Regions from separate parts of the Homo sapiens genome. Here region 1 is linked to region 2. Evidence: read pairs that join two places in POLR2A ChIA-PET (ENCODE). Cell type or tissue: IMR-90. All regions are shown on one strand. Each heading gives the region's core, and the rest is flanking DNA. Links, peaks and the distances in the headings are about the cores only.

Region 1 (2,821 bases), core at 249-2,748, 74 kb after region 2:
GGCTTCTATAATAACCTTCTATCTGGTTTCTTCTTTAATTCAGGGTTTATTACATGGAGTGTGAAGACCCCCCCCCCCCACACCAAAGTATGTAGGTAGAATTCAGAGGGCTCATGAACTTTGTTGAGAAAAAATATATATTTATTTTCACTAATCTATAACTAAAACTTAGTATTTCCTTTTTATGAATGTAAGCAATAAGCCACAATAATATTAGCACTACCTGTAACTTTACTAACAATAGAAATTATAAATATTTCAAGTCTGGGCACAGTGGCTCACACCTGTAATCCCAGCACTGTGGGAGGCCGAGGCAGGCGGATCACTTGAGGTCAGGAGTTCAAGACAAGCCTGGCCAACATGGTGAAACCACATCTCCACTAAAAATACAAAAATTAGCTGGGTGTGGTGGCAGGTGCCTGTAGCACCCCACCCTACTTGGGGAGCTGAGGCAGGATAATTGTTTGAATCTGGGAGGTGGAGGCAGAGGCTGTAGTGAGCCAAGATCAAGCCACTGCACTCCAGCCTGGGTGAGAGTACGACTCCATCTCAAAAAAAAGAAAGAAATTGTAAATATTTTATATCATGTTGCAGTTGTTGCAAATATCTCAAATTATCATTTATATTCATTGGTTCTCTGAAATATGGTAGTTATTGATAAGACCTACTGCTAGATCTAGATCTTCTTATGTATAAAGAAGCACATATAATATTATCTTTTTTTTTTTTTTTGGGACAGAGTTTCGCTCTTGTTGCCCAGGCTGGAGTGCAATGACGCGATCTTGGCTCATTGCAACCTCCACCTCCCAGGTTCAAGCGATTCTCCTGGCTCAGCCTCCCTAGTAGCTGGGATTACAAGCGCCCACCACAACGTCCAGCTAATATTTTGTATTTTTAGTACAGATGGGGTTTCACCACGTTGGCCAGGCTGGTCTCGAACTCCTGACCTCAGGTGATCCACCCGCCTCAGCCTCCCAAAGTGCTGGGATTACAGGCATGTAATCCCATGAGCCACCACGCCTGGCTCAATACTATCTTATGCTTTTAAAATATTTTAGGCTTGGCGCAGTGGCTCATGTCTATAATCCCAGCACTTTGGGAGGCTGAGGTGGGCAGATCAACTGAGGTCAGGAGTTCGAGACCAGCTTGGCCAACATGGTGAAACCCCATCTCTACTAAAAAAAAAATATTAAAAAAATTAGCCAGGCCTGGTGGCTGGCACCTATAATCCCAGCTACTCGGGAGGCTGAGGCAGGAGAATTGCTTGGAGGCAGAGGTTGCAGTGAGCCCAGATCGCGCCATTGCACTCCAGCCAGGGCAACAGAGTGAGACTCCATCTCAAAAAAAAAACTTCTTTTTTGAAAACTGTATTTTAAAATAATTGGATTTGTTTGTAATCCTATGTATTTTTAATAGCTTTATTGAGATACAATTGACATATCATGGCTGGACGCGGTGGCTCATGCCTGTAATCCCAGCACTTTGGGAGGCCGAGGCGGGCAGATCACGAGGTCAGGAGATCAAGACCATCCTGGCTAACACAGTGAAACCTCGTCTCTACTAAAAATACAAAAAAATTAGCTGTGCGTGGTGGCGTGCCTCTGTAGTCCCAGCTACTTGGGAGGCTGAGGCAGGACAATGGCGTGAACCCGGGAGGCAGAACTTGCAGTGAGCCAAGATCGCACCACTGCACTCCAGCCTGGGCGACAGAGCGAGACTCCGTCTCAAAAAAAAAAAAAAAAAAAAAATTGACTTATCATATAATTCCCTATTTAAAGTATATAGTTTAATGTTTCGTATATTCACAGAGTTGTACAATCATTATGACAATTAAACATTATTTTTCATCACTCCCAAAGAAACCCTGTATGCATTAGCAGTCACCTCCCATTTCTTCTCAGCTTCACCCCCTCCCTCAGACTGAGGCAACCACTAATCTACTCTGTCTCTATAGATATTTTATATAAACTGAATTATAGAATATGATACAATATATGATCTTTCGTATCTGGCTTCTTTTACTTAGCATAATATTTTCAAGGTTCATCTATGCTTTGGCATGTATCAATATTTCATTCCTTTGTATGGTCTAATATTCCATTGCATGGATATACCATATTTAACTTACACATCTTCGTTTGGTGGAAATGAAGGAAACCCTAACCCCAGTACAAATGTGACTGTATTAGGAGATACTTTTAAGGAGGTAATTAAGTTAAAATGAAGCCAGTAGGGTGTCTTTATAAGAAGAGGAGGCCCGGTCATGGTGGCTCACGCCTGTAATCCCAGCACTTTGGGAGGAGTTCAAGACCAACTGGCCAACATGGTGAAACCCCATCTCTACTAAAAACACAAAAATTAGCTGGGTGTGTTGGTGGGCGCCTGTAATCCCAGCTACTCAGGAAGCTGAGGCAGAATTGCTTGAACTGGCGGAGCAGCGGTTGCAGTGAGCAGTGCGCCGCTTCACTCCAGCCTGGGCGAAAGAGGGAGACCCCGTTTCAAAAAAAAAAAAAGAAAAAAAGTAGAGGAGATTAGGACACACAAGAAACACCAGGAATGCACTGGCACAGAGGAAAGGCCATGTGAGGACACAGAGAGAAGGTGGCCATCTGCAAGCCAAGGAGAAAGGCCTCAGAGGAAAACACACCTGCTGGTACCTTGGTCTTGGTATTCCAGCTTCCAGAACTGTGAGGAAATAACTTTCTGTTATTTAGGCCATCCAGTCTGTGACGTTTTGTTATGGCAGGTCCAGCTGACTAATACACCGTGCATTTTTACTTTCTTTATTGTGTTCTTTGAAGCACAAACGTTTTTTATTTTG
Region 2 (2,821 bases), core at 316-2,815:
TTCTCAATTGTGTTATTTTTGAGACAAATTTTTCTTCACCATTAACTTCTTGTTGGTAGCTTTTTGTTTTGTAAAAATTGAGAGATGGCAATGCTTATCTCAACCAGATTATCCATCTGCAGAATTAAGGTATGCAACTGGTAAATAAAAGACAAATGCTCCAGTTTGTCTTTCTCAACCTTTGAGTTCTTAACCTTTGAGTTAAAACCTAGTCTAAATAGTGGGAATGTCTTGGTTTACAGTAAGGTTTTCTTGGGAAGGATCTTGGTTTTGTGATCTATTTGTGAATTAAGGAGTAGATGTTAACCATTATTTTATAGATAAGTGATTTGTACATGGTTAGTTATAAATAAAACTGGTACTAGAACCCAGGTTTCCTGACTTTCTAATTCAATGGTTCTGCTAAATGTACAAAATTCTTGCTGTGCAGTGAACTAGCAGTGTTGAAATATCTTCATGACAAGAACCCTTTTCTAAGTTTTCCAATTAATCAGCACATCGTTTAGCAAATGCTTTCTATAATGTCATTTGTAGGACTGCCATTGGTAAGATTTAGTTTTATTTCATGTTTTTAAATTCAACAGTAAGTAATACTGGTGTTTTCAAAAAGGTAAAATAGAAGACTAATTTAGCAAATAACTTGTTTAAATTTAGTTTTAGGATTAAGTTATAATAGCCCCTCATATCTCCTCTAGTTGAGCAGTGTTGTTCTGTTTTGGTGCCTGGATCTTAATAGAGAATATGATGAAAACTTTTGACCCATTCTTCAGGAAAATTCATATGTTCATAATTTCATAATTTTAAGGGTATAATGACATTTCTGAAGTTCATCCACACACCCAGGGTAAAAACTCTTGTGACAAGGTCTCAAGAACATATCTACAAAAAGAAATTTGCATTTTTCACAAGACACATAGCTCAAATGTTTGTAGGGTGAAAGAGTAATTCCCAAAATAGGGCGAAAGAAATAATATACGTCCAGGCGTGGTGGCTCACGCCTGTAATCCCAGCACTTTGGGAGGCCAAGGTGGGCAGATCACGAGGTCAAGAGATCAAGACCATCCTGGCCAACATGGTGAAACCCCGTCTCTACTAAAAATACAAAAATTAGCAGGGCATGGTGGCGTGCGCCCATAGTCCCAGCTACTCGGGAGGCTAAGGCAGGAGAATCGCTTGAACCCGGGAGGCAGAGGTTGCAGTGAGCCGAGATCGTGCCACTGCACTCCAGCCTGGCGACAGAGCGAGACTCCATCTCCAAAAAAAAAAACAAAAAAAACACAAATAAAAAAAGAAATAATATACATTCACCATCAGAAAGAAATGTGAAAAATTAGTACCTCAGAATGAAGGCAAAGTTGACATTTCTGAAATTCTAATTTCCTCATGATGAGTAATGCAAGAATGAGTAACGAAATGTAAACTATTCAAAGGATAAAGTGCACTAGTGTATATGAAAGCTTTGAAACTTACGTGTTATACAAATGTAAGTGATAACGATTATTGTCCAAGAAGGCTATGTATATATTAGGATTTAAAGCAAAATACGTGGTTCAGATGTTTCAAACTACTGGCACCATGGCTCATTACTAGAAATATATCTTAGTAGCAAAAGTTCATTGTCTCTTCATAAATAGGAAAACAAATGGTTGGAAAAGTGCATCTACCTGAAAGGGATCTATAGTAAATGTAGTCAAAAAATATAATCAATTTTTTAAACCCTGCTCATTAAACCAGGAACCAGTGCTTTGCCTGATGTTATTTTTACCAATTTGTGCTGAAGTGAAAAACTATAAAACACAATGAATGAGCTGTAAGATAAAAATTATTCTATTTGTTTTATTGTTCATAAATTGGAAATGTAAAAATGTTTCAGCCTTATATCAGTCCCCTAAACACTAAAAGAAAATTGACTGGTCTTTGAAATCCAAAAATCTGATCACCAGAATGTAAATATCCTTTCATCAAATCTCTACTTCCCATATCTATTTGAAACTTCAACACTGTTTCATCTTTACAACTAATTTTAAAAGAATATTTGTTACAGCAAATATAATAAAGCAGAAAGTATTAGGAGGCAAAATTATAGAAAAGGTGACTAGCAATCCCAAGAGAATTAATTGATAATCTATTTGAGAACCATAGAGTTGATTAGATACAAGACAGTTTTTAAATGAAAAATAACAACAAAAAGGTACCATTCAGAGAAGTTGCCAAATTTTAGAGGAGTACCTTATAGGCAATAGGTTTTATGCCCTTTTCTTAACTCTGGGCTATTTTGTCACCTAGACCTTTGCCAACAGCTTCTGTTTCTCACTTTACCCTTGTGGATTCAACATGGTCCAAGGCACAGGGCAGGCAGGGAACAGATATTGTTGCATATTATTCCTCCATATCTGAGACATTTTCTCCTACTCTGTGGGGAGTCTCTCCAATGGAGAGATGGGGTTTCACCGTGTTAGCCAGGCTGGTCTCGAACTCCTAACCTCGTAATCCATCCACCTTGGCCTCCCAAAGTGCTGGGATTACAGGTGTGAGCCACCGCACCCAGCCAGACCCACCATATTTTAAGAATATTCTTTTAGGGACAAATTATTCGTTAATTTTGGGGAACCTAGCAAATAGCAATGGTTCTCACCTCAAGGCACAGCCTGATCCAGAGTGTCAATGTCTTCAAGGCTTTATTAGTACAGAGAATATGTCATAGGATGAGGTTTTCTCTCACTTTATACATTAGTTAGCACATAAGTTGGTTGTATGCAAGAGAGACCTTATAGATCTTTAAAAGGATTTCTCATATAACAGTCCAATCTTTTATGTGGAT

Evidence for each region. ChIA-PET counts read pairs that join two places held together with the same protein. Peaks named below come from ENCODE experiments on the same cell type or tissue, not always from the same donor. Only the 100,000 strongest peaks of a DNase experiment are listed, where the experiment ranks them.
Region 1: POLR2A ChIA-PET joins it to region 2 with 7 read pairs; 4 of 35 experiments call an interaction of 5 or more read pairs at or near these places.

Annotation. Positions count from the first base shown.
Region 1 is chr13:41,113,388-41,116,208 of GRCh38, reverse strand. No RefSeq gene overlaps it. Among named protein-coding and RNA genes, the nearest start is that of MIR3168, 14 kb to the right of the region's middle. In IMR-90, for the core only: no CTCF peak of the experiment used is centred there; no DNase peak of the experiment used is centred there.
Region 2 is chr13:41,187,384-41,190,204 of GRCh38, reverse strand. It overlaps KBTBD7 (kelch repeat and BTB domain containing 7), which reads left to right. Exons shown (of 1, transcript NM_032138.7): 1 at 1-371. All of the region lies in intron 3 of KBTBD6-DT (KBTBD6 divergent transcript), which reads right to left. Among named protein-coding and RNA genes, the nearest start is that of KBTBD7, 5.8 kb to the left of the region's middle. In IMR-90, for the core only: no CTCF peak of the experiment used is centred there; a DNase peak (open chromatin) is centred at 1,414; H3K27ac peaks cover 1,946 bases.